Regions from separate parts of the Homo sapiens genome. Here regions 1 and 3 are each linked to region 2. A link is an interaction called in ENCODE POLR2A ChIA-PET data of the cell type or tissue named here. Cell type or tissue: PC-9. All regions are shown on one strand. Links, peaks and the distances in the headings refer to the core of each region. The heading gives the core; the rest is flanking DNA.

The links. ChIA-PET counts read pairs that join two places held together with the same protein. Peaks named below come from ENCODE experiments on the same cell type or tissue, not always from the same donor. Only the 100,000 strongest peaks of a DNase experiment are listed, where the experiment ranks them.
Region 1: POLR2A ChIA-PET joins it to region 2 with 5 read pairs; 3 of 35 experiments call an interaction of 5 or more read pairs at or near these places.
Region 3: POLR2A ChIA-PET joins it to region 2 with 8 read pairs; 8 of 35 experiments call an interaction of 5 or more read pairs at or near these places.

What each region holds. Positions count from the first base shown.
Region 1 is chr1:92,689,824-92,700,940 of GRCh38, reverse strand. EVI5 (ecotropic viral integration site 5) reads left to right here. Exons shown (of 20, transcript NM_001350197.2): 6 at 2,956-3,081; 7 at 5,488-5,631; 8 at 6,553-6,642; 9 at 7,042-7,139. It also overlaps the pseudogene RNU4-59P. Among named protein-coding and RNA genes, the nearest start is that of EVI5, 90 kb to the left of the region's middle. RefSeq lists an enhancer at 7,744-8,245. In PC-9, for the core only: no CTCF peak of the experiment used is centred there; no DNase peak of the experiment used is centred there.
Region 2 is chr1:92,816,525-92,827,641 of GRCh38, reverse strand. No RefSeq gene overlaps it. Among named protein-coding and RNA genes, the nearest start is that of RPL5, 10 kb to the left of the region's middle. In PC-9, for the core only: a CTCF peak has its summit at 4,370; a DNase peak (open chromatin) is centred at 4,581; H3K27ac peaks cover 1,054 bases.
Region 3 is chr1:92,871,190-92,882,306 of GRCh38, reverse strand. DIPK1A (divergent protein kinase domain 1A) reads left to right here. Exons shown (of 5, transcript NM_001006605.5): 2 at 5,877-6,011. Among named protein-coding and RNA genes, the nearest start is that of SNORA66, 36 kb to the right of the region's middle. In PC-9, for the core only: no CTCF peak of the experiment used is centred there; no DNase peak of the experiment used is centred there.

The DNA.
Region 1 (11,117 bases), core at 3,237-8,236, 130 kb after region 2:
TTTTCCAGCTTTGCGCAGTGGCAGTATCGTAGCCAGTGAGGTTTATCCGAGGCGCAATTATTGCTAATTGAAATTATGATTTTCCTACTTTATTTAGTATTGGTAGATCCTTCATTATTGAACTCAGACATCCTTATTATCAGTCTAGTGATTTTTGCTGCTGTTCTATTCCTTTTATTTTCCTGTTAGCTCCACAATAACCTTTTAGTAGTCATTTCTCTTGGGCATCTAAAGAGCAGTTTTTCTCTGCTTGAGGTCTGAATCTCTCAACAGCTGACCTAGCTCTCTAGGAATCCTGTGGATCCTGTGAATCCTCTAGGAATCACAGTTTCCTTCAAGACAGGGCAAGCAGTGGTGGTAGAGATATTAACTTCAATAAGTATTATTACCACCATTGGAGTAATAAATAATATTTTGGTGATTGATCTACTTAGCTGTTGTCAGTGGCAGCAGTATATTAACACAAGAACAGTAGTCACTTATGGCCCAGGGCCATAAGGTAGAAAAGCTCCTCTTTTTGTTTCTAAAGTTTATGCCGACACCTTATGCTATATTCTCCCATAACTTCAGTTTAGAAATGTAACTCAGAGAGTCTGATAAAATTTGCAAAATTAGTACATACTTTATCAAAATGGTTAGAAGTATGTATGTTTTGTATATATCTCACTCCTATAATATTAGGTATATTGTCTGCATTAGACCTTTGCAAAAGACATGGATTCTTATCAGCTCAGAGTCACAGAGAAAGTTATGTAGCAGCACATTGCTCTAGGACTCAAGTGTCTTGATTTCTTTCTAATGGAAAGGAATGACTATAAAACAACTTGGTGTATGCCACTCCGTGTCACATTTTTTCATTTTGTCACCATGGTTTCAATTTTTTTGAGAAGGACCTAGTGATACTTTTTCTGTCTCCTTTTCCTCTTTTGTCAAATTACCTCAACTTATTTTTTAAAATGTTGCCATTAAAAAAAATTCTCCTCTAGTTCCCATATCAATGCTATTGCAAAGAGGAGAGGGAATGAAACTTGTTTTGATATGTTCAGAAGAGAAGAAATTGTTGTAAGACAAAAAGGGAAATTATAATTACATACTGCATAATGACATTTTGGTCAACGGTGGACTGCATGTGTGATGGTGCGCCCATAAGATTATAATACCCTATTTTTACTTTGCTTTTTCTATGTTTAGATACACAAACATGTGCCATCATGTTACAGTTGGCCTACAGTATTCAGTACAGTAACATACTATACAGGTTTGTAGCCTAGGAGCAATAGGCTATATAGCATATAGCCTAGGTGTATAGTAAGCTATATGGTATAGGTTTGTGTAGGTGCACTCTATGATGTTCGCACAATGATTAAATCGCCTGAGGACATATACCTCAGTAATCTCTGTCCCCTTCCAGTGCTGTGGGAGAGAAAAGAGAAAACAACTACCTTAGGAGAGAGCCAGGTTTCAGTGTTGAAATATTCTTAGGGGAGATACAGATTTCAGCTAAAGAAAGAGAGGAACATTTGGAAAAGAGATTGAGGATATAGGTAGACTATTCTGTTGATGGTAGGATATGGGTTCCAGAAAATGCTGTGGAAAAGATTTAGGAAAGATTGGAAATGGGGTCAGATTAGGAGAACAGTAAAATCATTTAGGATGAGAGTCCTGGGATTTGGGGCTTCTCGTAGTGACTGACATAATTCAGTGGGGCTGTGGGGCTTGATAGAATTAATAGAGATAGTCTCCTAAGTAGAATTGTGGCCATCTGTGTTGAGAGGAAGGAAGAAGTGCAGGTTTTGCCAAGAGTGACTCTTGGCCCCCTGTCCGTGGCTGTGTCAAGGCCAGGAAAAATGTCTTGTTATTAGCAGCAGTCTTCAGTAAGAAGAAGGCCTGGAGATCCTTTGGGATGTTCTCTTTTGAAACACACTGGTATAACGGGAATGAATGAGAATTAGCAAATTTTATTATTTTGAGAAAGATGGTTTAACAATTTGGATAGTTATTTGCCTAAGTATTCTGAATATCTTTGTAGCTCTTTACAGAGCTTTCACATTCATTATCTTATTTGATATGATTTCCTAGTGATTTACACATAAAATGTGAAATTGGTACCTTTAAACCCCAATTTCAGATAATGTGAAAACTTAATTTATATGTCCTTTTAATACTTGTACCATGTCATATGATTTTTTGCTCAGAATCCTCAAAAATCCCTCTCTCTCACTTAAGGTAAAAGTCGAAATCCTTACAGTGGCCTCTACAGTCCTCTGCATTTTGGTTCCCTGTTATTTCTCCTCCATGATGTAACCTTCACTCATAGTATTCTAATTTAGTAGTTCTCTATTTGCTGTTTCTTGAGCATGCCAAGTGTGATTCCATTTTAGGACCTTTGTACTCTTTGGTCTTCTGGAACTGTTCTTTCCTCAAATGCTCCCTTGCTTTCTTCAGGATTCTGCTTAACTGTTACCGTATCAGGGGACCTTTCCTGATCTATATCAATAGCCGTGTGTCTCCCCAGCATTCCCTACTTTATTTTATTTCTGTAGCATCCATCACCATCTGACATATATATTAGTTGATTTATTCCATGTCTTGTCTGTCTCCCTCCATTAGAAATTCAGGTTCCTTGAGAATAGAGATTGTGTTTATTTTGTTCACTGGTGTATACCCAGAGAGAGAAAAGTATCTGGCTGTAAATCAGTATTTTGGGTTGAATTAATGAATGAGGCAAGTTGAGGCAGTTGGTTTCAGAGGTTGTAAGATTTGTTTAACTTCTCATTCTTGGTGATAGAATGGGAGACTAGAACTTTCTGATTCTTACCTCATTGCTCTTAACATTGCAGCACACAGCCACTCAAACAATGTTTGTGGTTGGCTGTGTACTTAGTTTAAATATCATTGGTTTATTTGTGTATCAGAGAACATTAACCTATGTTGTTTTTTTTTCTTCCAATGTAGATGCCAGAAGAAGAAGCTTTCTGTGTATTTGTTAAATTAATGCAAGATTATAGACTTCGTGAACTTTTTAAACCAAGTATGGCAGAATTGGGCCTTTGTATGTACCAGTTTGAATGTATGATACAGGTAAAAGTGCAGTGTTGATAAAAAGGCATATTGCCTTTATATTTTTTATATCTTGTTCTGAGTGCCAACTAAGCAAATTTAATGTTAAAAGCATTAAAGCACTTGAAGAAGTAAGTGTTTTAATTACATGATTGTTTTTTGGTTGGTTAATGTACAATTTGACCCTTCAAATTAGGTAGATCACAGTCTAGGACTTGACTCCAGTTTTCATATTCAATCCTTAAGCATTTCTGCCAAATGTACTATACACCCCTTACCTAAGCACATGAATTTCCTTATTATATCCTATTATTGTTACGTAGTCTAAGCTCTCTTACAGGAGCTTTATGATATTACACTGACATCAGTCCATTTACTTGGAGACTGTCTCTTTGAGTCCTCTCCTCTGCCTTTTTACTTTTATTTTATTTTTATTTTTTGCTAGCCCGTAATTTTTTTTCCTGTAATGTTTTCTTATGTTGCTAGTTTAAGACTCAAGTTATCTAGTGACTGTATGAAGGTGGAGAGAATAGGAGCAGAATCAAAATCAAGGGAAAAATACCTTTGAAGTATTTTACCTTTCTGGATTTAATTTTTATATTTTATATATTTAAGTTTGCTATAATGTAAATATTTTCATTTATTTCAATTTCAATTTCAATTAAATGAGCAGAATTTAAGAAAATAGGTGAATGAATCAGCTGGCATGAGAGCCATTTTTATTAGTTTCCTCTCTCCTGGCAGCCTTATAAACTCCAGTTTTTCCCATCTGTGGTGGGAGCAAGGGGATATGTAAAATGTTCTTATATTTTATTTTTTATTTATTCATTTATTTATTTTTGAGATGGAGTCTCGCTCTGTGGCCCAGGCTGGAGTGCAGTGGCGTGGTGTCGGCTCACTGCAAGCTCCGCCTCCTGGGTTCATGCCATTCTCCTGCCTCAGTCTCCCAAGTAGCTGGGACTACAGGTGCCTGCCACCACGCCCAGCTAATTTTTTGTATTTTTTTAGTAGAGATGGGGTTTCACCATGTTAGCCAGGATGGTCTCGATCTCCTGACCTCATGAACCGCCCGCCTTGGCCTTCCAAAGTGCTGGGATCACAGGCGTGAGCCACCGCTGTGCCTGGCTAATTTTTTAATTGACATACAATAGTTGTACATTATGGGGTACATATTTTTTGTTTTTATATATTTTAAAGAAAAAGCCAGAATAGGTTTTGAGATGATTTTTTTTTTTTTCCTGAGACAGAGTCTATCTAGCTCTGTTGTCCAGGCTGAAGTACAATGACACAATCACAGTTCACTGCCGCCTTGACCTCCTGGGTTCAAGCCATCCTCCTCCCTCAGCCTCCTGGATAGCTGAAACTACAGGTGTATACCACTGCACCTGAATAGTTTTTTATCTATTTTGATTTTTTATTTTTTAATTTTTGTAGAGACAGGGTTTCACTCTGTTGTCCAGGTTGGTGTTGAACTCCTGAGCTCAAGTGATCTTCCTATCTCAGCCTCCCAAAGTGCTGGGATTACAGGCATGAGCCACTGTGCCTGGACTTGAGATGATTCTTAATTAATTCTTTTCTGAAATAGTAAGCTTGTTTTTAGCAGCCTTAAACTCTCTTAATGTTATATTTTCAATTAATGTGTCATTTATGGCTGGACGCAGTGGCCCATGTTTGTAATCCCAGCACTTTAGGAGGCTGAGGTGGACAGGTCACTTGAGCCCAGGAGTTTGAGACCAGCCTGGGCAACATGGCAAAACCTTGCCTCTACTAAAAATAAAAAAAATTGGCTGGGCATGGTGGTGTGCACCTGTAGTACCAGCTGCCTGGGAGGCTGAGATGGGAGGATTGCTTGAGCTTGGGAGGCAGAGGTTGCAGTGAGCCAAGATCACACCACTGTACCCTAGCCTGGGTGACAGAGTGAGACCCCATCTCAAAAAAAAAAAAAAGTCTCATTTATGTTTTGAATTACTAGAGTTGCTGAAACATCTGTATTTTGAATATTTTTCCTATTCTTTAGGAAGGTAAGAATGGGTGATCAGTGGTAGATAGTGCCTGAAAGTATTTTAACATACCATTTATTTTCTTTTTAAACGTCTTTTTAAAATATTATAGTTGATAGAAGAGTATAGAAAATGTCAGTCACTCTTGTATCCACCAACAGGATTAAACAAATATAAAACTTTTATTCAGTTTCTTTTTATTAATAAATTAAATGTTATACTCAAAATTCCAACTTCACATTCTTTCCCCCTTCTTTCTTTCCTAGATACTAGCCACTGTCCCAGATGTTTCAATGTCTATGTCTTACCTTTTCCATATGATGCTTGATCTAATCTGTGTTTGGTATAGGCTAATCTAGTATAAATATAATCTAATTTAAAATACTCAGTTTTACTGTGTTATAACTAATTATTTTCTTCTCTTTAGGAGCATCTTCCAGAGCTCTTTGTACATTTTCAATCTCAGAGTTTTCATACCTCAATGTATGCATCATCCTGGTTTCTGACTATCTTTCTTACAACTTTTCCACTACCAATTGCAACAAGGATATTTGATATCTTTATGTCTGAGGTAAGCTAATGGGCAGACAAAGAGCAGGAGCTGAGCAAAGGGGTCACTGAGTTAGTGAGAGCAGGGCAATGAGGAGAGCAATGAAGGAAAGCCATGTGTCCCATGCAAAACTGCTTACATGGATAATCTCATTTAAACCTTATAATAACCCTATCAGGTAGATACTGTTTTTATTGCATTTGTTAGATGATAGATGAGGAAGTTGAGACTTAGAGAAAGGTTAAGTAGCTTGTCTATGGACACACAATACATAAGTGGTGTTGTAACCAGGATTCAAACATAGGCAGTTTGGAGCCTACACTGTTAATCATACCTCTTTATCACCTCCTAACTCATACAGTGAAAGTTAGTGAGAGGTAAAATTTGTCTTACAGTTAATATTGTTGAAATGCATCTGTCATCCAAAGAGTAAGAAGTAATAAGCATGTTTCTTCTATGAACACATTGCAGGTTGTTGTCCTTTTGTCAGTAGCACATAGAGGTAATCCTTTGTTTTCTAGTCTGTGAACTCAATGTTGTTATTAATTACATCTTGGGAAAATCAATTTGTATTACCTATCTAAATTAGTTCAGATCACAGTTGGTCAGCTGTGATTCATGTACCAATCAGATGGACAGATTTTTGTGCGAAATCCATTCTTCCACACCTGTTTTTTATAAAGTTTTCCTAGAACACAACCCTGCCCATTTATTTATATGTCGTGTATGTCTGCTTTAGGGTTGTAGTGGCAGAACTGAGTAATTTTGACAGACAATATAGCCCACCAAACCTAAAATACTTGCTTTCTGACTCTTGACAGAAAATGTTTGCCAGCCCCTAGTTTAGATCCCTAAATGTTTACCTTAGTATTATTTCAAATGACTCGTTTTTGTTGATGGAAGAGTAACATAAATTTGGATTTATTTAATTTGTTTCCTCAGGGTTTAGAAATAGTGTTTCGTGTAGGATTAGCACTTCTTCAGATGAATCAGGCAGAACTGATGCAACTTGACATGGAAGGGATGTTACAGGTAAGTTCATAATTTATTTTCTTTTTTTTTTTTTGAGACAGAGTTTAGTTCTGTTGCCCAGGCTGGAGTGCAGTGGCGTGATCTTGGCTCACTGCAACCTCTGCCTCCCAGGTTCAAGTGATCCTCCTACCGCTTCAGCCTTCTGTGTAGCTGGAATTACAAGCATGCACCACTACACCTGGCTAAGTTTTGTATTTTTAGTAGAAACAGGGTTTCATCATGTTGGCCAGGCTGGTCTTGAACTCCTGACCTGAAGTGATCCGCCTGCCTTGGCCTCCCAAAATGCTGAGATTACAAGCATGAGCCACCACGCCCAGCCCATAATTTCTTGAATGTCTTTGGATTTCACTATTAACAGCACTAAGTCATTCTTATGTTTTTTTTTTAATTGTATCTTAGCACTTTCAAAAGGTCATTCCACATCAGTTTGATGGTGTCCCAGACAAGCTAATCCAAGCAGCTTACCAAGTCAAATACAATTCAAAAAAAATGAAAAAGTAAGTATTTTATATTTTTGTTGGAAATTCAGTGGAAGTTGCAAAACATTCTAGTGATACAGTTTTCCTCCTTAGGTTATAGAACTATATTATTTTCTTCGGTGGTATTGGTTTCAATATAGCATAAAGCTAATGTTGGAATATACTGCTTTTAACAGTGGTGCATGGGACTAGCATGTACTACCTTTAAAACTTTCCTCCTTTTCCACGTTGACTAGAATTAGGAGCCTGGAATGGATATACATATATGAGGATGCTGTTATTTTTAAAACCACTTTTCTGGTGTGGTCCCATTCATTGACATTCTTTTCCTCTTAGTTTGACCCCACAGTGTCACTTAAGTTCAAAATTAGCATAACCAGCAAGATAGACATGAGGTATGGATTGAGAACTTAAAATTTTATTTATTTATTTTAGAGACAGGCTTTTGCTCTGTCACCCAGGCTGGAGTACAGTGGTGTGATTATGGCTGCTCACTGTAGCCTTGAAATCCTAGGCTCAAGTGATCCTCCCACATCAGCTTCCTGAGTACAGGAAGTACCCTGTCTCTACTAAAGCACAGGTGTACTACAGGCGCACACCACCATGCCTGGCTAATTTTAAAATTTGTTTTGTAGAGACAGAGTGTCACTATGTTGCCCAGGCTGGTCTCGAACCCCTGGGCTCAAGTGATCCTCCCACCTCAGCCTCCTAAAATGTTGGGATTACAGGTGTGAGCCGCTGCACCTGGTCAAATCTTATTTTTTGTACTACTTTCTAATGAAGCTTTTTTTGGCATTCATGTCCTAAAAGTTCAAAATAAAGTCTCTGCTCATTAGTTTTATTTTTGAAACAGATTAAGTGTATTAATTAAAATAATAGCTGTGATTTCTCTAGCTTCCAGTACTTAATTCTTAGCCTGCGGTCATAGTTAGCATTTCTGATACTGTACTTTCTATGGTATAAAATGCTTTAAAATGATAACAGTACTGTATGCTAGCAGTTAGCAGTTTTTCTGCTGCAATATGAAATTACATTAACATGTACAACATACTACTCCCATGGATATTCCTACTCCACAAAGTATATTTAAATATGAGTGAGAATTAATGTTATTAAAATTAGTTAGCTTTTCCATGCACAATGATGTGTACCTGTAGTCCCAGCTACTCCGGAGGCTGAGGCAGGAGGATTGCTTGAGCTCAGGAGTTCACAATCAGCCTAGGTAACATAGTGATACCTTATCTCTTTTAAAAAAATTAAAAAGTTAGCTCTAATTGACAAAAGCAAGCCAAGCCGATTTTTGAGCTTCAGCTTTTATTAAGTTACTTGTGATGTTTTAAATAACCACCATCATGTTGATACGTTTTAAATAACTACCATGTGTGGAGACATCATATAGACAAAAAGCCGCTGTGCCTTGTAACTGATAAAAACAAATTATCTCAATTTTTGTCACTTGGTAAAACCACATTGAACTCACACTAGCCAGGCAGAGAATTTATTTGACTTTAAAAGTCTGATAGAGAATGAGGTTCCTTAACCTTCTTGGTAACTAATTCTCCTTGCATAGATCTTGTCATATGTACAATCCATTTCTGAAATTTCAATTAATCCTGTTTACTTATCAGATTTCTGGCCCTCTATTTCTTTCACTTCCTTATTCGTGCTCTCCCCATTCTGCTTTATCAAGATCTCTAGATTGAGGTTTAAAAGCCTTCTTCTGATATGAACAACTGTGCTTCCTCTGCCCTTTTGTTTCCTGTATTCATGTATCCAATTGTTATTGCATAGTTACTGAGATTGCTGACAGTAAATTATGTTTCCAGTGGCCTTCCATGTATATTTATATTGACTTTGATTAATTATCTCATTCCTCACAGTGGTTACTTCAAACCTTACCATTCTTCCCAAACTCCCATCCCCTTTTTGCTATATGTAACTCTCACCAGATTACCTTATTCCTAATTCAGCAGTCATTTCCAAACTTCCTAAACTTGCTGTCTTCCAGCTTGTAGACTTAGCTATGTTCTTTTTCTTCTCTTTTTAGAATACAGTATTTTTTTTTCCTTTATAATGCTAATTCAGAATACGTGATGTTACTCATTTCCATCTCTTCCAGGTCTTTGCTCCATTAATTATTCCTTCTCTATCTTCAACCTCTCTCTCTGTTGTTTCATTTTCTTCAATCTAAGAAGATAATTTTGAGTTCTGACTTAGAAGCAACAAAACAAAACCTTCCTCAACATAGCATTTCATTTTCCTTTTATGAAGCTTAGCTGTGAAGGAAAGAATAGATTTTACTCATTAGCTACAGATCACATTCTATTTGCTTTTTTTCACTTGGGAAAATTTTCAGACATAACAAAAATAGAATAATAAATATCCATTGCTTATTGTCTGTATTTAACAACTGTTAATATTTTGTCATATTTATTTTTTTCAAAGTATTTCAAAGTAAATATTGTTAATATTTTGTCATATTTATTTTTTTCAAAGTAAAGCTCAGAAATTGTGACACTTCACTCTTTAATACATCAGTATTCATGTCCATAAAGTAATTTGCCTCATTTACCACATTGCTTCCACCACTTAACAGTAGTTCCATAATACTGCCTAATACTCAGTCTATGTTCACATTTCCTCAGTTGTGCCAAAAATGTCTTTGCCATTGATTTCATTGTATTCAGTTGTTCACTTACATTTTTAAAAATTTAGATCAGCACCACCTATTCCAATCTTCTTTTTTAATATATTGGCTTGTTGAAGAGACCAAGTCAGTTATACCGAGAATATCCAACCTGAAGGATTCATCTGATTATTTCCTTGTTATCTCATTTAACTTCTGTATCTCTTGTGTTTTCTATAAACTGGGAGCTAATGTGAAGACTTAATCTAATTAAGTGCAAACATTTCTGACAAGAATACTTAATAGGTGATACCATGTACTTTATTCATCTTAAAAGATGCATAATGTCTGTCTCACTGTTATTAGAGATGCCATGATTGGTGACTAGGTTAAGGTAATGACAGATTTCTTTATTATGAGGTTATGTTTTCCCTCTTGGCACCCAGTAAGTACTTTGTAAGTTGATACTTTGGCATTGTAAGAATATCCAGTTCATTATGACCTTCCACCTCTTGGCTCAGTCTGCTCAAAAGTTATTATTGAGGGCCAGGCACAGTGGCTCACACCTATAATCCCAGTACTTTGGGAGGCCGAGGTAGGCAGATCACTTGAGGCCAGGAATTCAAGACCAGCCTGGGCAACGTGGTGAAATCCTGACTGTATAGAAAAAAAAAAGACCAAAAATTAGCCAGGTATGGTGGTGTACACCTTTAGTTCCAGCTACTCAAGATACTAAGTTGGGAGAATCACTTGAGAAGTCTAGGATGCAGTGAACTGTGATTGCGTCACTGTACTTCAGCCTTGGCAATAGAGTGAGACCCTGTCTCCAAAAAAAAAAAAAAAGTATCATTGGGGATACTTTTCATGTTAAATTATTTCATTTAGGATAACAAAAGCATGATTTTAAAAATGTTATTCTTCTTACATTTATCAGTCAGCTTTCTTCATAACCTTTTCTTCTTTAACTGCAGCTAACTTCATTCTACTGGAAACACATATAAACACTTCATTATTTCAGCCAGGCGTGGTGGCTCACACCCACAATACCAGCACTTTGGGAGGCCCAGGCAAGAGGATTGCTTGAGCCTGGGAGTTTGAGACCAGCCTGGGCAACATAGCGAGACCCCATCTCTGCAATAAATAAAATAAGCTAACCAGGTGCCTGTAGTCCTGGCTTTTCCATAGGCTGAGGTGGGAAGATTGCTTGAGTCTGGAGTTGGAGGCTGCAGTGAGCTGTGATCACAGCACTGCACTCCAGCCTGGGTGACAGAGTGAGACCCTCTCTCTTAAACAAAACAAAACAACTTTATTATTCCCTTTAATTACCAATTTCCAGAGAAAAGAGTTAGTGGGAATGGTGTTCTTTTAAA
Region 2 (11,117 bases), core at 2,141-7,140:
TTGCTTTACATGAGAGTGTATAGAGCCATCTACTTTACAGTTGAATCTTCTTTATAGATATTAATCCAGTGGAAAAATTTGAAACGTTTTCTGATACAGGGTCTTGCTCTGTTGCCAGGCTGGAGTGCAGTGGCACGATCCTGGCTCACTGCAATCTTGAACTCCTGGACTCAGGGAATCCTACCACCTCAGCCTTCTGAGTAGCTAGGACTACAGGCCCATGCCACCAAACCTCACCAATTTTTTGTTTTAAGAGACAGAGTCTTGGGCCAGGCACAGTGGCTCACGCCTGTAATCCCAGCACTTTGGGAGGCCGAGGTGGGCGGATCATGAGGTCAGGAGATTGAGATCATCCTGGCTAATACGGTGAAACCCCGTCTCTACTAAAAATACAAAAAATTAGCTGGGCGTGGTGGCGGGCACCTGTAGTCCCAGCTACTTGTGAGGCTGAGGCAGGAGAATGGTGTGAACCTGGGAGGCGGAGCTTGCAGTGAGCAGAGATGGTGCCACTGCACTCTAGCCTGGGTGACAGAGCGAGAATCCACCTCAAAAAAAAAAAAAAAAAAGAGACAGAGTCTCACTACATTGTCCTCGCTGGTCTGAAACTCCTGGCCTCAAACAATTCTCCGATCTCAGCCTCCCAAAGCACTGGGATTAAGGCATGAGTCACCATGCCCAGCTGAAACATTTTTGTTTGTTTGTTTTGAGACAAGGCCTCACTGTCTCCCACGTTGTAGCATAGTGGCTCAATGAAAGCTCACTGCAGCCTCGAACTCCTGGCTGGACTCAAATGATTCTCCAACTTCAGCCTCTGGAGTAGCTAGGACCACAGGCACACACCACCATGCCCCACTAATTTTTAAATTTTTTGTAGCAACAGAATGTTGCCATGTTGCCCAGGCTGGTCTCGAACTCTGGGCTCAAGTGATCCTCCAGCCTTGACCTCTCAAAGTGCTGGGATTACAGGTGTGAGCCCCCTGACCCCGCTGAAACATTTTTAAACCTGTACTTTTATCTAGGAAAAATTAATTAGCCAAAGAAAGAGTAAATTTTGTTTCTTTTTTAAAAAATGTGTAAATCAGGCCGGGTGCAGTGGGTCACGCCTATAATCCCAGCACTTTGGGAGGCCAAGGCGGGCGGATCATGAGGTCAGGAGATCGAGACCATCCTGGCTAATACAATGAAACCCCGTCTCTACTAAAAATACAAAAAATTAGCCGGGTGTTGTGGCGGGCGCCTGTAGTCACAGCTACTTGGGAGGCTGAGGCAGGAGAATGGCATGAACCCGGGAGGCGGAGCTTGCAGTGAGCAGAGATGGTGCCACTGCACTCCAGCCTGGGTGACAGTGACACTCCATCTCAAAAAAAAAAAAAGAAAAAGAAAAAGTGTAAATCTATGGTTTTTAATGGGACTGAAAGTCAGCAAAATATCAATGACAATTATGATTATGACTGGGTGTTCTGCTAATAGGCTATTGATGTTTGGATGACTAATAAAGACGTACACAATTCATAATTATAATATATGCATTTCATAAAAATTCCTTTTTGTGTCTTCATTTCAGCAAAGTTTCTTTGTTGTTATCATTAAGATATCACATAATTTATGTTCTACAGATAGTAATGCCAAATTAGATAATGTTTCTTGGGTCATTGTCATTCTTTTTGCCATGTTGCCCAGTCTGGTCTCAAACTCCTGGGCTCAAATGACCCACCCGCCTCAGCCTCCCAAAGGGCTGGGATTACAGGCGTGAGCCACCGAGTCCACCCTATTGTCATTCTTAAATAGTTTTATTATTTCCAATAAATTTTGTTCTGCTGAAGCAAGAGAAACTGGAATTTTAAATAAAATTCTTAAAGCAATACTTAGATTTGGAAACGAACCATGATTTTTATATATCACATTTAAACAATGTGATGGTATCACATACGATCATTCATTGTTTTCACAGAAACTATTACTTTATATTTTCATATTGCCATGTAAATCATTGTCACTTTGATTGCTATTTTCTTTCTTTTTTTTTTTTTTTTTTTGAGATGGAGTCTCACTCTGTCACCCAGCCTGGGAGTGCAGTGGCGTGATCTCGGCCCACCGCAACCTCGCCCTCCCGGGTTCAAGCGATTCTCCTGCCTCAGCCTTCTGAGTAGCTGGGACTATAGGCACGCAACATCACACCCAGCTAATTTTTGTATTTTTAGTAGAGATGGGGTTTCACCATGTTGGCCAGGATGATCTCGATCTCTTGACCTCGTAATCCGCCCGCCTCGGCCTCCCAAGGTGCTGAGATTACAGGCATGAGCCACCGCGCCTGGCCTGATTGCTATTTTCACTGTCTTGTAGTTGTATCTACATCCATTAAGGTTTTGGTAAATTCTTCTCCTTTCCAATATTTCAATGCTGGAGTATAATAAAGAAAAACAAAACTAGCAGTATGTTGCTTGATTTGTTCAAATATCTTTTCAATTAGACTATACACTAATTTATCAGGTTCAGAAAACAATATAAAAATTAGTTTTAGGTTTATTTTTACATACGTTTTCTTCCTTACAGTTATGTAAACTTTGTCTCCTCATTCTAATTCCCTTGTATTGAATTGGAATGTCACTTTTGTTGGTTTTCATTCAGTTTCATTCACTTCAGAAAAAAAAATTTCTCTAAAAAATGTTAATTCTTTTACAATTTAAATTTATTTGAGTTTTTGAACACTTATATTAACTTTTTTTTTTTTTTGAGATGGAGTCTGGCTCTGTCACTGGGCTGGAGTGCAGTGAGTGGCGTGATCTCGGCTCACTGCAACCTCCGCCTCCTGGGTTCAAGTGATTCTCGTGCCTCAGCCTCCCAAGTAGCTGCGATTACAGGCATGCACTACCACACCCAGCTAATTTTTGTATTTTTTGTAGAAACGCGGTTTCACCATGTTGGCCAGGATTGTCTCGATCTCTTGACCTCATGTTCTGCCCGCCTTGGCCTCCCAAAGTGCTGGGATTACAGGCGTGAGCCACCGTGCCTGTCTGTATCAACATTATTAAAAGCAAGCAAGGCTGGGTGTGGTGGCTCATGCCTGTAACCCCAGCACTTTGAGAGGCCAAGGCAGGAGGATCACTTGAGCCCAGGAGTTCAAGACCAGCCTAGGCAACATAGTGAGACCCCGTCTCTACACAAAATAGAAAAAATTAGCCAAGTGTGGTGGCGAGTGCCTGTAGCCCCAGCTACTCAGGAGGCTGAGGTGGGAGGATTGCTTGAGCCCAGGAGGCCAAGGCTGCAGAGAGCCATGATAGTGCCACTGCATTCCAGTCTGGGTGACAGAGTGAGACCCTGTCTTAAAAAATAAATTAATTAAAAAGAGCAAGCAATGCCACATATCAAAAAACTAGAGAGTACACACTCAAAAAAAATCATTTTCTGCCTAGGCTCCTGATTTGCTCTTTACTTGAGCACCTTCCGTTATTTCACTTTACTCTTCTAGATCATCTCATATCTTGTCTAAATCAAATCTGTTTCAACAAGATGAATGCCCTTGGAACCAGAAATTAGAACATAAAGACAAACAAGAAAATGAATATGCTTTCTTCATTACTCAAGGCATGCTACTTTGTTATTAAAGAATCCTTTGCATTCCCATTATCAGAAAGACAGGATTTGATAAGTTAATTTGTTTTTTCCCTACTAGGTAAACAACTTTCCATTACTCAAACCTCCCTGCTTTCCAAAGCAGCGTCCATTTCAAATGTCAACTGCAGCACAACTCCAAAATCTTCATGACATTCAGACACAGTCGCCTTTTGTTTTCAGGTCACAGCATGAGAAATGAGAAGGAGCATATCCCTAGAGCCTGGAAGGTGTTGATTTCTAGGGCAGATGCTTAGAGTTTCTGGTCAGAACTGAGTACCAAGTCCTAAGTGACAGAGGCAACCATAGCCATGCATTGTTTTTGTTTTTGTTTTGTAGCCATGCATTCTTCTTCTTCTTCTTTTTTTTTTTTTTTTTTTGAGATGGAGTCTCACTCGTCATCCTGGCTGGAGTGCAATGGTGCGATCTTGGCTCACTGGAAGCTCCACCTCCCGGGTTCAAGCTATTCTCCTGCCTCAGCCTCCCAAGTAGCTGGGATTACAGGGGCCTGCCACCAACCCCGGGTAATTTTTGTATTTTTAGAAGAGACGGGGTTTCGTCATGTTGGCCAAGCTGGTCTTGAACTCCTGACCTTGTGATCTGCCTTGCCTCAGCCTCCCAAAGTGCTGGGATTACAAGCATGAGCCACCGTACCTGGCCTGTAGCCATCATTCTTTAAACTTACTTTTCTGTATGTTTGTGACATGAAGAGTTTTATAAAGTGCAGGGTCAGAGGAAGTTTCCCTCTTGCCCGGGTCAAAGGGAAATACTTCATGGAAACTTCACACCCTACAAAGATCACAATGCCTGAGCCTCTCCCTGCTGGTCTGCTGTGCTGGACTTCTTTTGTCATTTTTTTTTAGACAGGGTTTTACTCTGTCACTCAGGCTGGAATGCAGTGGTGCAACCACAGGTCACTGCAGCCTGAACTCCTGGGCCCAAGCAATCTTCTGGCCTCAGCCTTTCCACCAGCTGGGACTATAGGTATGCACCACCATGCCTGGCCTGGCTTGTGCTAGACTTTCACTGGCTTCCACTGATCTGTTGTTGATGACTCAGACTTGATTGGGACAGTGCATGGGGAAAAGAAAGGGGGCTCCCAGATTTCTATATATTAAAAATAGTGGGCTGGACACAAATAGTGACTCGCGCCTGTAATCTCAGCACTTTAGGAGGCCAAGGCAAGAGGATTGCTTGAGTCCAGGAGTTTGAGACCATCCTGGGCAATATAGGGGGACCCCATCTCTGCAAAAAAAAAAAAAAGTTGTTTTTTTTTTGAGACAGGGTCTCACTTTGTCACCCAGGCTGGAGTGTGGTGGTGCAATCTTGGCTCACCACAATCTCCGCCTACTGGGTTCAAGCGATTCTCCTGCCTTAGCCTCCTGAGCAGCCTGGGTGACAGAATGAGACCCTGTCTCAAACAAACAAACAGACAAAATAAAGATGAAACTGTAGCTGGGAAGCTGATTGTTATCTCCCAGGTCATCAGGCTGAAACTGAAGCATTACAAATCTTCCAGAAAATGAAGACTTTCAAAACTCTGATCAGTATGAACTAAGGGACATAGTCCTGTTACCAGATGGAAGCCCCTATGAATAGAAAGAAATGTCAGGCCAGGCGGTGGCTCACGCCTGTAATCCCAGCACTTTGGGAGGCTGAGGCGGGTGGATCACCTGAGGTCAGGAGTTCAAGACCAGCCTGGCCAACATGGTGAAACTCTGTCTCTACTGAAAATACAAAAATTAGCCGGGCGTGGTGGCGCACTTCTGTAATCCCAACTACTCCAGAGGCTGAGGCAGCAGAATCGCTTGTACCCGCGAGGCGGGGGTTGCAGTGAGCAAAGATTGCACCACTGCACTCCAGCCTGGGCGACAGAGTGAGACTCCGTCTCAAAAAAAAAAAAAAAAAGAAAGAAATATGAGGGAAGCCCTGCAAACCTAAAGAAGGTGGTCTCAGGACAACTCTGGGAAGTTAAACATCAATTTTTCAGCTACCTAACATACAAAAGTCAAAATATTTAAGTAATTCTGTAATATTTAGATGGCTTCCTAGAGGTGAAGTTTACAACAAGTCATAAAAAAGAAAGTTGGAATGCCCAAGGATTGCTAAACTTTAGAGGTCAATGCCACTTTAAAAGCAGTTTTCAGCCAGGCACGGTGGCTCACACCTATAATCCCAGCACTCTGGGAGGCCGAGGCGGGTGGGTCACGAGGTCAGGAGTTCGAGACCATCCTGGCCAACATAGTGAAACCCCATCTCTACTAAAAATACAAAAAATTAGCCAGGCGTGGTGGCGGACGCCTGTAGTCCCAGCTACTCAGGAGGCTGAGGCAGGAGAATCGCTTAAACCCGGGAGGCGGAGGTTGCAGTGAGCTGAGATCACGCCATTGCACTCCAGCCTGGGCGACAGTGAGAGACTCTGTCTCAAAAATAAATAAATCAGTAAATAAAGTAGTTTTCTTTCACCCTGCCTGTCTAATATATATATATATATATATATATACACGTATATATACGAATATATATTCGTATATATATATATATATACACGTATATACGAATATATATGTATATATACACGTATATACGAATATATATGTATATATACACATATATATACACGTGTGTATATATACATGTATATATACGCGTGTATATATATGTGTATATATATACGCGTGTATATATATATGTATATATATACGCGTGTATATATATATAAGTGTGTATATATACGTGTATATATATGTGTGTGTGTGTATATATATATATACACCTATATATATATATATATATATATACACACGTATATATAGTGTGTGTGTGTGAGTTTGGGAGTGTGTTACAAGCTAAGAATCCTACCTGAGAACTAAAATTGTGAGTCTACATCTTTTCTGGAATTATTGAAAGTGACCATGGTCTTATTTTGCCAGTTCATCAAGGTTTAAAATATATGACTAATGACAAACTTTATAAATCCTTTTGAGAATCTACCTGTTAAATTACACCAATGTCTGTCTCCCTCTTCAATTATTTGGGCATATAAAGAGGACCTAAGATATATACATGAAAGCTCACCAAGTTTTTGGGAGAAACAACATAAATTATGGCTTTTTCCCTTAGCACATGACAATAAAGCCAACTTCTTCAAGGAAATATTGCAAACATAAAGGTGTAATTATATTTGTTATAGACAACCTCAAAGTGATGCTCATAATGCTCTTAGTCATTTTCATGTTTCTGCATGGGGTCAGCATCTTAGAGAGTCTGTGCTTAAAGGAGTCATCGGAATGGCACTTAGCACTGACAGCACAGCCATCAGATGAGTGTTTGAATACACCGAATGACTCCAGGAGCTCCGATGGAAGAGGCAGGACAAGTACATTAAGAATACTTGATAAAGAGCAAATAACACCAGAAACCCAAGTCACCCTTGATGATTCTCTTTTTCTCAAGTTCCACATCCATATCCTAGTGGCTGCACTTTAAAATATGTATATATAAAATAGCCAACCATTTCTCATGCCCTCCACTGCTACTGCCCTGGTCCAAGCTACCATCATCATTGCCCAGGTCATTGCATTAACTTCAACAGTTCACTCTGCTTCAAACTTTGCCCTTCTACAGGTTATTCTCCACACAGCCCGACTGATATTTTAAAAATACAAGTCAGAGTATGCTACTCCTCTGCTCAAAATTCTCCAGTGGCCAAATTCCTCATCACAGCCCACAAAATCCTACATGCTCTGGACTCCACATGTTTCTCTGACCTCACCTCTTCTCCTTTCAACCTTTCCTCATTCCATTCCAAATACTGGCCTCTAGGCGCACTCCTAGCTCAGAGTCGTTGTACTAGCTGCTCCCTCTGCTTTCACTAGTCAGCCACCAAATATTCATTTGGTGTGCTGCTTTACTTCTTTAGGTCTTCTTTTCAGGAAGGCCTTCCCTCATCATTACATCTAAAATAAAATACCCCATCACTCTCTCTTCCCTGTATCCTGCTTTTTCTCCACAGCATTTGTTACAACCTAGGAATTACACATTTGTTAATTTGTTTAGTGCATCTACCCTCCCTACCCCAAACAGTCTGTGAAGTCAGGAAAGGGACATTATCTGTTGCAATCACTGCTGTATTCCCAGCATGCATAGCAGAGTTTGGTATAAAATAAATTTAATGAGTAAATGAAATGGGTATACTATTATGGCAGGCACATTATAACCTCTCACCATTTATTTTAGTTGTTCCATTTATCAGTTAGTATATAACAATCTACTTGAAAATATAGAGGCTTAAAATAATAACACTTATTTATTTATTTTGAGATAGGGTCTCACTCTGTCACCCAGGCTGTAGTGTAATGGTGCTATCGGAGCTCACCGCAGCATTGATCTCCTGGGCTCAAGGGATCCTCCCACCTCAGCCTCCAGAGTAGTTGGGACTACAGATGCATGCCCCCATGCCCAGCTAATTTTTTATTTTTTGTAGAGATGGAATCTTGCTATGTCGCCCAGGCTGGTCTCAAACTCCTGGACTCAAGCAATCCTCCCACCTCCCAAAGTGTTGGGATTACAAAGTGTAAGCCATTGCATCTGGCCTTTTAAATTTTTTTGTAGAGACAGGATCTTGCTATGTTGCCCAGGCTGGTCCCGAACTCCTGGGCTCAAGTTCTCCTTCTGTCTTGGCCTCCCAAAGTGTTGGGATTACAGACGTGAGCCACTGAGCCTGGCCTTCTAGTTTTTTTTTTTTTTTTTTTTTTAGACAGGGTCTCACTCTGTTGCGCAGGCTGGAGAGCAGTGGTGCGATTTCAGCTCACTGCAATCTTTTCCTCCAGGATTCAAGCGATTCTCCTGCCTCTGCCTCCCAAGTAGCTGGGATTACAGGCACATGCCATCACGTGAACCCAGCTAATTTTTGTGGGTTTTTTCTTTCTTTTCTTTTTTTTTTTTCTGAGACAGAGTCTTGCTCTGTCACCCAGGCTGGAGTGCGATGGCACAATCTCAGCTTACTGCAACCTCTGCCTCCCAGGTTCAAGCGATTCTCCTGCCTCAGCCTCCCAAGTAGCTGGGACTACAGGCGCACACCAGAACGCCTAGCTACTTTTTGTATTTTTAGTAGAGACAGAGTTTCGCCATTTTGGCCAGGCTGGTCTCGAACTCCTGACCTCAAGTGTTCCCCCCACCTCGGCCTCCCAAAGTGCTGGGATTACAGGCATGAGCCACTGCTCCCAGCTTAGTTTTTGTGTATTTTTATTAGAGACGGGGTTTCGCCATGTTGGCCAGGGTGGTCTCGAACTCCTGACCTCAGGTAATATGATGTCCTTGGGCTCCTAAGGTGCTGGGATTACAGGCATGAGCCACCAGGCCTGGCCTCTAGTTTTATTTGAGGTGTTTTGTTGTTGTTTTGTTTTGTTTTGACAAATAGAGATTTGCAGTGGATTAGGGGTAATTTGGTCTTGCTTGCAGTGCTTCTACTCACCAGAAGGAGGAGTGTGGCCAGCAAGCTGCCAGAAGATGAAGCTGTATTTCTAGGGGCAGAAAGAAAATTGGGAAATGAACAAATGACCTACTTCTTTCCATCTAAGTATACCTGAAGAAGGGTGCAGCTACTGGCTACTGGCCTAAAATTTGGGAAGGGAAGGAGGATATTGGTGAAAGCCTGGGAGAAGCTTGCCAAGATTCATCTGTTTCCAGTAACAGAGGGGCAGGAGCAGGTGAGTTTGAGTTTGTGTGTTTGTGGGTGTTTGGGGCAATGCCTCAGAGAGAGAAGGCGGCTAATGACAGGGTCATTAGATGTCAGTAAGTGACTTTGCAATTCAAAGTGTTGCTATCCTAAAACCAGGAAGTAAGCACAGGACCTCATGGATTGTACACAGGTCATATTCATGTGCACTTCTGAGTTTGGTCCAAAAATATGGTATAACCTGTATGTGTTCCACAACTGTCTTTTGCATTTTGTCCTCTATAATACATAAATGGCCATTCTTCCTTCAGCTATGAAATTGATTTTACCTCCTAGACCCACTACCTCCTAATTCTTGCCCCTCTCTTTAACCCATGAATCCTTGCTGCCAGTCTTTGGTTGAGACAAAGACCAGCCTTGGGTGGGGACTCCTTTTTTCAAGAATGTCTGAGGCTATCAGTAGTAGTGAATTTATATATTCTCAATACCAAAAGGGGCTGAAACAATTCTTGGATGGCTTCAAGTTTGAAACCAACAAGTCAGAAAGACTCCAGACCATTTCAGCCCCCAGGGCCATGGGTAGCACCAAAGGAGAGAATGGGCTTTAGTATCCCTACAGTCTTCATTAGCACCCCCATCATTGATACAGACGATTAGTATTTTCTCAATTTTTATAAAGTGCTATGTACATGCACCTTCAAGACCTGTTCTCTCACCCTACCTCTCCACCTAGAAAGCTGCTGTATGCTCCTGCTGTGTAAAAATCCTAAAGCTGTCCCTGGTTGGTCATCTGCAACGACCCATAACACTTGGCTTCCTGGAGTAGGTGCAATTGAGATTCTTTGAACTTTGCCCAATTTTAAGTGTAACACAACCAGTGTAGTTGCAGTATTTACATTGGAAAAACAGGTTCTGATCAGCATTAGTATGGGCAAAGTGGATATAGTTTTAACTTACTTACTAAACTAGAATGTTTGCCTTTAGATCACCATGTGTACTTTCTTTGGTCATTTATTGCTGAAGTAATCATTAAACCTTGGTGTTGTCCCCATCATAGATTAAGTAAAGGCCCAGGCAAGAAAATCTCTAGATGATTTTTTCCTTTAAAACCCACCCAATTTAGAATAATTTTTCATTCACCAATAATTTTTCATTCACCAAAAGTAGAAACTTAACATGACTTCCTAGATGAGACTTTTTAAATTTTACTGTCACCATTATTTACACACTTGTTGAAGAATATAGAATAAGTCCTCTTTTCCAGAATAAAATAAGCTTTTTTTTTTCTATAATAGAATAGCTATATTTTTTCTTTTTTCTACTAGAATCCTCTGCTGGAGGAAATACTTGGATAAGGTGCTGCTGTGGAGGGTGAGGCCTCAAGGACTTGCTGAAGCATCAGGCTTGAAAAACTGCTATGCAGACAGCCAGGCGAAGAATTTGCTTTGCACACCTGTAATCCTAGCATTTTGGGAGCTGAAGTAGGAGGATTACACAGCTGCACTCCAGCCTAGGCGACAGAGTGAGATCTCATCTCTCTAAAAAACAAACAAACAAACCAGGTCAACATAGCAAGACCCTGTCTCCATCAGGGGCAGAGCCAGGGGAAGAATTTGCTTTGCTTCTGAAAGGAAGTCATATGAATGAGACGGGGGAAAGGAAAGAGAGGAGAGTGAAGCCACCGTGATGGCTTTCTATGAATTGACTCTTCTCCATGATCCCACTATCTTCAGTGAAGTCTACTAAAATCCGTAAAATGTTGGTGGAAATGAATTTCCTTTGAAAAGTCATGTGGGGCTAAATTCTGGGCTGGCATGAATGAAAG
Region 3 (11,117 bases), core at 2,789-7,788, 54 kb before region 2:
AAGTGATTCTCCTGCCTCAGCCTCTCAAGTAGCTGGGATTACAGGCGCATGCCATCATGCCCAGCTAATTTTTGTATTTTTAATAGAGGTGGGGTTTCACCATGTTGGCCAGGCTGGCCTCGAACTCCTGACCTCAGGTGATCTGCCCACCTCGGCCTCCCAAAGTGCTGGGATTACAGGCATGAGCCACCACACCTGGCCAGAAAATTCTGTATTTTTACCCAAGTGGTAGTTATTTAGATATTTGCTTTATAATTATAATGTAAGCTATATTTATATATTTTAAGTAATTCTGTGTTAATATTTTACAGTTAAAAAGATTTTTAAAGCATCAAGAGACTTGTAGATCTTAGAGACATTTAAATATGTACATTAAACACATATATACAAATAGTTTTTTCTAACTAAAAAAGTAATACATATTTGTTATAGAAAATTAAGAGAAGAAAAATAAAAATTATCCATAATCCCACCACCTCTTGACATTTTGAGATAACAACCCTTAATGTTTTGTTTATTTCCTTGCAGTTTCTAAAGTTTTTTGGTGATTTCTCTTTCTAAAAGCCAAATTGGGAACATATCATACATGTGATTTTGAAAGCGAATTTTTTTTCACTTAATATATCACGAGCTATTGCTTTTACTTAGACACTTCTTTGAAATAGTGTTTTACCATTGAGCCTAGTCACAGGCTTGAGAGTCACCCCATGCAATGAATTCCCTAGTTGTTCTTGGCATTTTGTTTTGCGGTCAGCCTCTAAGCATGTGAAAATTATCTGCTTTTTATTGAAACTTTATTTCTAGAGTTTTCATAAAATCAAAACACAGAATATGCTCCTGCAAATAAAATCTTTAAACTTGAGATCAAAGAATAATTCAGATTCTTTCTATAAATCCTAAAATTCACCTCTTAAAAAGATTAAGAATGCTAAAACTCTGACCAGTAGACTCATAATGCCTTTTTTTTTTTTTTTTTTTTTGAGACAGAGTCCCCATTCTCAAAATTAAGAACATTTGTGTATGGAGTATTTAGGGGTAAAGTAAAAGGACTTTGTGCTTTACATGTTTATGAAAGATGCAGAGTATTAAAAATAGATAATAGAAGTAGCCTTTTTTTTTTTTTTTTTTTTTTTTGAGACCGAGTCTCGCTCTGTCACCCAGGCTGGAGTGCAGTGGCATGATCTCGGCTCACTACAACCTCCACCTCCCGGGTTCAAGCGATTCTCCTGCCTCAGCCTCCCGAGTAGCTGTGATTACAGGCTCCCGCCACCACACCCAGCTAATTTTATGGGTTTCAGTGTGTTGGCCAGGCTGGTCTCGAACTCCTGACCTCATGATCCGCCTGCCTCAGCCTCCCAAAGTGCTGAGATTACAAGCGTGAGCCACCGCGCCCCGCCAGAAGTAGTTTTTTTGTTTGTTTGTTTGTTTGTTTGTTTGGAGACGGAGTCTCGCTCTGTTGCCCAGGCTGGAGTGCAGTGATGCGATCTCAGCTCAAGGCAACCTCTGCCTCCCGAGTTCAAGCGATTCTCCTGTCCCAGCCTCCCAAGTGGCTGGGATTACAGGTGCACGCCACCACGCCCAGCCAATTTTTTTTGTATTTTTAGTAGAGACAGGGTTTCAGCATATTGGCCAGGATGGGCTCTATCCTTTGGCTCCATGATCCTCCCACCTCAGCCTCCCAAAGTGCTGGGATAACAGGCGTGAGCCACCGCGTGGCCAGAAGTAGTCTTAAATGGCTAAATTTTGGTTGTTGCCTCTTTCTGCCTATTTTTAAAACTTAATGTAAAGTTACAAACAAGATCAAAAATTTTCAGATTTGTTTTGAAATAAGTTATCACAATGAAATCAAACGATATTTTAAAAGAAGAAAAACTATTACTATTTTTTAGAGTAGAATTGGCATTTTGTGTCATCGTGGGCTTACAATAAAATATTGGCAATCATTTACTCTAGTGATAACTGCTTCTGTTATTTCCAGACAGATGTTATTATATTTTTAAAATTACTAATATTTTATGCATTAAAGGCTAATATAAGATAAAATGCTAATGTCATACAAATTTAGCTCTTTCAACCCCACAGTTTTTGTTTTCATTTTATTGTGTAACTGTAAGTTTCTCAAACACATTTTGGGCCTGATAATGCTTTGCTGTGGGGGGCTACATTGTACATTGCAGGATGTTTAGCAGCATCTCTGGCTGCTACCCCACAAGATTTCAGTAGCAGCCTCCAGTTGGGAAACCAAACATGTCTCCAGACATTGCCAAGTGTCCCCTGTGGGGCAAAACTAAGTCCATTTGAGAATCACTGCCATAGTGTATTTACAAAAATTCTTATCATGCTTTTCAGGAACAAAATTAGGAAAAAAGCAACATACCATTACTAGCTAGGCACACAATCTGCCGAACAAAAAACTGCTGGGCAGTCATTGTGAATAGTTCAGCATAAATAAAAAGGTCAGACTACATTTCTTAATCAAAGACTACATTATCTAGGTAATTGGTACAGAACAGACCACTAGAAACATTTTAGTGAGTGGCACACAGGGAAATTAAATTGGTTAATAGCTACAGATGTAATTTATGGCTCTTTCTTCAATCATTATTTTTAAATGTGAGGCTGCAGGATCTGCAGATATTAAAGGACGCATGAAGGTCCTTTTACTACTTTGTGTTACCCCCAAATCACAGCAATTCTCAATGGCATGCTGAAAGAAAAAGGTGTCTCACTCCTTTTATCATTTTGTCTACAACAGGTGATGCCCAGTGCCCTGCTGGGAACATCATCAATCTAACTTCCTCTCAAAAATGTTTGGCATTCTTTGTCATGACAAGTAGGCATCGGGCAGTCCAGTTCATAGGGTTTTTCTCCATTTAAACATATGCCAGAGGAAGTAGAAAAACGTAGCTATTTGATAGGTAGAGAAAAGAAAAATATTTAAATATTGTCACAGAACCATTATCACACCTTAAAAAACTAAAATAATCCTTTACTATCATCAAGTATACTGTCATTCTTAAAATTTTCAATTGTCTTATAAATGTCATTTTTTACAGGTTTTCATTTGAATCAGGACTCAAAAAAGATACATGTGTTGTAATTATTTGATATATTTCTCTCTTTTTTTGCAACAGGGTCTCTCTGTGTCACCCAGGCTGTAGTGCAGTGGTGCGATCTTGGCTCACTGCAACCTCTGCCTCCCAGGCTCAAGCAATCCTCTCACCCTAGCCTCCCAAATAGCTGGGACTACAGGCATGAGCCACTATGCTTGGCTAATTTTTATTTTTATTTTTATTTTTTGAGATGGAGTCTTGCTCTGTCACCCAGGTTGGAATGCAGTGGCACAATCTCGGCTCACTGCAACCTCCGCCCCCCAGGTTCAAGCAGTTTTCCTGCCTCAGCCTCCTGAGTAGCTGGGATTACAGGTGCATGCCACCACACTCGGCTAATTTTTGTTTGTTTGTTTGTTTGTTTGTTTGTTTGTTTTTGAGACAGAGTCTCGCTGTCGCCCAGGCTGGAGTGCAGTGGTGCGATCTCGGCTCACTGCAGGCTCCGCCCCCCGGGGTTCACGCTATTCTCCTGCCTCAGACTCCCGAGTAGCTGGGACTACAGGCCCCCGCCACCTCGCCCGGCTAATTTTTTGTATTTTTAGTAGAGATGGGGTTTCACCGTGTTAGCCAGGATGGTCTCGATCTCCTGACCTCGTGATCCGCCCACCTCGGCCTCCCAAAGTGCTGGGATTACAGGTGTGAGCCACTGCGCCTGGCCTAATTTTTGTATTTTTAGTATAGGCGGGGTTTTACCATGTTGGCCAGGCTGGTCTTGAACTCCTCACCTCAAGTTGTTCGCCTGTCTTGGCCTCCCGAAGTTCTGGGATTACAGGCGTGAGCTCCTGGCTGGCCTTGGCTAATTTTTAAATTTTTTCATAGAGACAATGTCTCACTATATTGTCCAGACTGATCTCAAATTCCTATACTTAAGTGATTCTCCTACCTCAGCCTCCGAAAGTGCTGGGATTACAGATCTAGCCTAATATATATCTTAAATGATTTTTAATCTTTAAGTTTCCCCTTGCCTTTTTTTCCCTTCTTGTAATTTATTTGTTGAAGAAACTGGATTGTTTGTATTGCAGTGTTTCCCACAGCCTGGAGTTTGCTGATTATATCCTTATAGTGTCACTTACTTAAGTGTCACTTGTGTTTCTCTGTCTCATGTATTTCCTGTAAACTGGTAGCTGGAGCTAAAAGGCTTGATCAGATTCAGATTCAGTTTTCTTTTTGGCAAGTCCGAAAAGAAGATGATAGCCACTGACAGTATTGTTGGCTTCTTGCCCAGTGACTTGCAAATTGATTTAGCTAACATTTGCTGAATACTTACTACGTGCCCAGCAATATGCTTATGTTTTATAGGCATTATGTCATTTAATCTTATTTAGGTTCACAATATTAGTACATGTCGATTTCTGTCTGATGACCAAACCTCTTATTAGAGACGAGTCATCTTAAATATCTTTCAAACAAACCCCATGGTATATACCCCATTGTCTTTTATGTGATTTAATTTGGAGTTTAATCTGAACTTTCTTTTTACTTAGAGCAATACAAAAGTATCTTGCATTAAGGCACTTTTTCATTTTAATAATAAAGCTCAGAGACCTACAATTTTACTGAGAACTCATTGTACTCAAGCCTTTTGGTACAGGGATTCACCATCTGTTAACCTCACAAAGATATCTAAACCACAAATAGGGCCAATAGAATTCAGTATTTCCTGAGTCTCTTTTTCCTTTGCACTCATTGTCTTCTGCAGGTGTGCTTATGTCTCTCTCATCTCTTTCTGCTTCTTTGCATGCTCACAATGCTCACAATATCCTACTGTTCCCAGTGTGAGAAACTGGCTCGTGATTGTAAAAGCAAAACTAGCTTTTCATTGTTTGTTTACATATCTTTAATTTATTCTGCCGAATTCTCTTCGTAGTCCTCAGTTCTGCTGTTTATAAAACCAGACCATGGGTGCTACAGACTCAAAAAATAAATGTCAAATAGTCTTGATCAAGTGTCACTTTTGAAGATGAAACTGTTTGATATGTAATTGATGGAAAAAAGGCATCAACCAGCCCGAGTTGCAATTAGATACAAGAGCACTGGAAACAAAACAATGCAAAGAGGATCCTATTGTGCAGCTTTACACTTTGCAAGTTGATATGCAAAGAGTAACTTATTTTTAATATATCTTAACCCTTCTCCAGTCATTTCTCCTTTAACAATTGTTAGCGTCTCCTCAGTTTCCAGAATATCTATTCGGTGAAACATTTGGTTCGCTGAACAAGAGGAACATAAAGCCCTGGTGAATACAATAGGGAAATAGAAATGACTGTAGAGCTTAATTTCTTGTTCTGGTTGTCAGTATGAGACATTAGACAAATAGCCAGATTTTCTGTTCTTATTTCTTTAAAACAAAATTATTTTTATCATGATTTTCCTAAAGACCTTTAAGATTCTTATGTGAAAGAGTCTTTTGTAAGCTTCTAGTAAATAGGAATTGTACCTCTCTTTACCTGATCTCACAAGGTGCCCAGGGTAGCATGGTACATGTGCTTGTGCCTAAAAAGTAGCTTTGGATGATGGTGGTATTTGAAAGGTTATACATCTTAAAGGATATTTTGTTCCCTTTTTCCTTGGCAGGACCAAGGAGCTTCCTTTTCTAAGACCAGTGCTGTTTGGACTCAGTGAAAGTGCACTTTGTTCTAGAATTGCCATATAAAAGCCTGGAATATATATTGAGTTGTTCCAAGAAGGGTGAGAAGTCGTGTTCTAGGACATTGAATGCTGATTTGGTGCTGAATGAATGATCGTTATGTTCTTTTTTACTCACAGGCTCGCTTCTCATATGTGCGGATGAAATATCTTTTCTTTTCCTGGTTAGTGGTTTTTGTTGGAAGCTGGATTATATATGTGCAGTATTCTACCTATACAGAATTATGCAGAGGAAAGGACTGTAAGAAAATAATAGTAAGTATTTTAAATTTCCTGTTTACTAAAAAGCCTCTTCATAACACTATATTTACTGCTTACATACTTACTAATGATGTTTTTAAAAATAAAAGTTAATTTGACATTAGAATTGTGCTAATCTTCTTAGCTTTTTGACATGACCCATTAGTAAAGTTTTCCCCACTTTGAAAATTCCAGTGTTCAGAAATTTAAATATATAACACATAAATAAGTTAGTGTGGGGGCATCCTCAATACAAAGAAGGATTTTTATTATATATATATATATTTTTAATATATTTAAGTTTTAGTTTATTTCAATCAGATGAGTTTTTTAATGTTTAGACTATAAAAGCGTATTTACAGGCAGACTTTCTAGAACACATCTTTTACTCTTGAATACCAAAATTTATCTAAAAGGATTATTATTCTGTTTCTATCCTAGTGATTGGATGTATCTCAGAAAAATGACTGTATCAGTCTAAGATTTCTAGTAGTGATCATTAATTCTATAGACTTATATTTTAAAAATTTGAGAATTTCAAGTAAATTTAACTCCTTTTTTTCCACCAGTACTTTCTCTCTTTTTTTTTTTTTTTTTGAGACGAAGTCTTGCTTTATTGCCCAGGCTGGAGTGCAGTGGTACAATCTCAGCCTACTGCAACTGCCTCCCAGGTTCAAGCAATTCTCCTGCCTCAACCTCCCAAGTAGCTGGAATCACAGGCTCGCACTACCACGCCTGGCTAATTTTTGTATTTTCAGTAAAGACGGGGTTTCACCATGTTGCCCAGGCTGGTCTTGAACTCCTAGCCTCAAGTGATCCGCCCTCCTTGACTTCCCAAAGAGCTGGGATTACAGGCATGAGCCACCGCACCTGGCCTCTACCAGTACTTTCTAATATAAAGAATATTAAAACACTCCATCTCAGAATTATATTTGAATAGTAATGATTTGGAGGGTTCCAATTATTATAACTTGTTAAAGATTCTATAGTTGTTGAGTAGCTACTCTTTACCCAGGCCAGTGGTGTATGCATATAACAGGGAGCAAAATATCTTTGACCTTATAAAACTTACAGTGGATCAGGAAAGAAAATGAGTAATTACAGTAAGGTAAGATAAATAAGATAGCAACTGTTATGGGAACATAAGACGGAAACCTGGAGCTTCCCCAAGTTCTAAGAAAATAAAAACCAGTTTAACACAAGGTGCTTCATCAGTTAGGATACAAAAACACGTTATTCCACAGGAGTGTTACAGTCTTTTAACTAGGCAAGAGAGGGGAATGAGTTAGTAAAGAAGAGTCCTAAGTCAAGGTTCAAAGATAGCAATCCTGTGTTCATTCCAACTGGCCATTCTAGATCCTTAAGGAATTTTAAGATAGGAGGTATCTCTGGGGCCAATGTACTGGGTACTTTACATGTTCATTAATCCTTAGCATAATAGTGTACAGATAAAGAACTATGACCCAGAGAGACAGGAGAATTTGCCCAAGATGATGGAACCAGAATTTGATCCTAATTCTGTCTCTCTATGAAGCTCATACTCCTTCTGCTACCCTACATCAGAAAAGACTGACAGAAGAAGTTACAGTCTAATAAAGCTAATAAAACCCCACAAAACTCAGTTTCTAACCTTCAGTGAAGAAGGAGGAAACAGGAGGTAGATAATCAAGTTCAAAAACATACAAATAACCGAAACTATTTGAAATGTTTATTTCTCTTTCTCTAGGCCACCTTTCTCAAACTAGGTACCTTGGAGCACATTAATAGATATTCCATGGATAAAATATGTCCCTGGTCAGATGTATTTGGAAACAGAGGGTTAAATAAAGATAACAACTGACTTTACTAAGGACTTCTTAGGTTCTTTTAGATACTAATATGTGTTATGCATCTCCAAGAGACAGCAAATATACTTGATCAGAAAAAACCATATCCCCACCACAGCCCTCCCAGGAAGACCTGTTAACATCATCTGGTAATGTTAGAAATCTAAGAGATTAAGACAAAATGAAGTGGATATGCTTTTAAATATCTTGTATCATTACAGTATCCTTCAAATGTAGGGCAAATATTGGTACATATTCTGTCATGAGTAAATTAGAGTTGAAGTGCTTCATTACTTTTCACTTTAATTTAATTTCCCTTTAATTTATAAGAAAGGAAACCAGAACATAATTCTAGCATAATTTAATGGTTATTTTATCAAACCCTGAAGATAATGAAAGAGCTTTCTGAGTCTAAAATACATCATTTTCCTAAGACTGGCTTTTAAAAAATTATAGTTATTCTGCATTTGGGATTATGTTCTTAAAACCTATCATAAGTAGTAGTACTAAAGTCAATAGTACTAAGCTAAGATAGTACTAATATTGTATCACAATTGTGGGATTAGAACTAAAAAGCAAGCAGAAAAAATATTGTTAAAGTATATTTTAGCCAGGCATGATGGCATGCACATGTTGTCCCACCTACTTGAGAGGCTGAGGTGGGAGGATCCCTTAAATCCAGGAATTTGAGATTGCAGTGAACTATGATCCTGCCACAACACTCCAGCCTGGGCAACAGAGCAAGACTTCATCTCAAAAATAAAATAACTTCTTTAAAAGTATATTTTAAAGCCTCAAAGTGCTAACAAGATAGGGAGGAATTACTTGATCAAGACCTGGGAGAGGATAAGATTTTTTTTTTTTTTTTTTGAGACAGAGTTTTGCTCTGTCACCCGGGCTGCAGTGCAGTGGTGCAATCTCGGCTCACTGCAACCTCTGCCTCCCGGGTTCAAATGATTCTCCTGCCTCAGCCTCCCAAGTAGCTGGGACTACAGGTACCCACCACCACACCTGGCTAATTTTTCTATTTTTAGTAGAGATGGGGTTTTGCCATGTTGGCCAGGCTGGTCTCAAACTCCTGACCTCAGGTGATCCACCTGCCTCGGCCTCCCAAAGTGCTGGGATTACAGGCGTAAGGCACCACACCCAGCCGAGAGGATAAGATTTGAAAGAGGTGGGCCTAGTTTTTGTGGCTGCTTTTCACTGGTGATGTATGATCTAAAATTGAAATATACAGTCTTAAGGGGCTAGGGTAATAAAAATCTACTACATCCAACCAAGGATGGGAACACTGGCACACCATGCTTTGTGCTGAGACCTTAAAGGAATGAACCCCAGGAGTAAAGGTAAACTAAAAGAATCTCAGAATGGTGAGCTGACTTTTATGGCCTCTTTTACCCTGGGGGGAATTTGCTGATTCTGGGCATGGGCAGGGATCTGAGAAGCAGAAACCTTATGTTGGCGGAAAGCCCCTACTGGGGACAAGAAATCAGCAGAGGCTTTGTGGAAAACCAGGGGAACCTCATGCATACAGCCAGTTATCCTGTTGGGATATTTGCCAATTCCCGGGGCTCTGCAGAATGAGAGGTTAAAAACCTCATTGGAAAGCCTTTGAAAAGCAGAACAGACTCTTTGGCAGTCTCACAAGATACAGATTAGAGTTATGAACTTGCCAGAAGGAGAAGCCCCAATGAATACCAAGCTCTCAGTTAAAAATCCTAGAGGGCTATATACCCTTGGACATAAGTAGCTAGAGCTTTACCCAGAGCTACAACCAAGTCTCAACTTCAAACAGCTCCTGATTTTGTTAAGGTGATCAGCTACCATTACCTTTGTCTGCTAGACAGAAGGAAACCCTCTCTGGAGACATTATGTAAAAAAGTACAAAGAATGCCAAAAGACAAAATAAAATGACCAAAAATCAAGAGATAAACACAGATACTAGAAGCAGATCTCCAGATGATCCAGATATTAAGAGTTATTCAAAAAGAATGTAAAAATAACTTTATATTCATGTTCAGTTAAATAGGAATAAAGGTAGAAGAAATAGGTAAAACAATGGAGAATTTCAACAGAGAATTGTAATATATAAAAAAGAATCAAGGCTGGGCATGGTGGCTCGTACCTGTAATCCCAGCACTTTGGGAGGCCAAGGTGGGCAGATCACTTGACTCCAGGAGTTTGAGACCAGCCTGGCCAACATAGCAAAAACCTGTCTCTACTAAAAATACAAAAAAATTAGCCGAGTGTAGTGGCACACATCTGTAATTCCAGCTACTCAGAAGGCTGAGGCACAAGAATCACATGAACCCAGGAGGCAGAGGTTGCAGTGAGCTGAGATCACATCACTGCACTCCAGCCTGGGTGACAGAGGGAGACTCTGTCTCAAAAAAAAAAAAAAAAAAAAAAAAAAAAGATTTAAAGAAAAAGAATCAGGAAAATAGTATGGAGGGTTCTCAAATTGTTAAACATGGAATTACCATATGATCCAGTAAATCCACTTCTGGGTATACATACCAAAAAAATTGAAATCAGGGTTTCAAATGGATTCTGGCACACCAATGTTCACAGTAGCATTATTCATAGTAGCCAAAAGGTGGAAACAAGCCAACTGTCCATCCACAGATGAATGGATAAACAAAATATTGTATATAGATACAATGGAATATTAGCCTTTAAAAAGAGTAAAATTCTGATACATGCTACAACATGGATGAATATTGGAAACATTATGCTAAGTGAAAGAAGCCAAACACAAAAAGACAAATATTGTATGATTCCATTTATATGCTGCAATACCTAGAATAACAATTACATATAAAATGGGAGAAGGATAAAGGAAGTTAAAGTGTTTAAGTCCTTACAATATTGCAGAGTAGGATAAAAGAATCAACCAGTTAACTTTAGACTTTGATAATTCAAGGATGCATATTATTATTTCTAGGATAACCTATACAATAGAAAGAGTGTACCATTTCCAAACTAACATAGAAAAAATGGAATAATAAAAGAATAAAAGAGGCCGGGTGCAGTGTCTCACACCTGTAATCCCAGCACTTTGGGAAGCTGAGGCAGGCAGATCACCTGAGGTCGGTAGTTCGAGACCAGTCCAACCAACATGGAGAAATCCTGTCTCTACTAAAAATACAAAATTAGCCGTGCGTGGTGGTGCATGCCTGTAATCCCAGCTACTCAGGAGGCTGAGGCAGGAGAATTGCTTGAACCCGGGAGGAGGAGGTTGCAGTGAGCCAAGATTGTGCCACTGTACTCCAGCCTGGTCAACAAGAGCGAAACT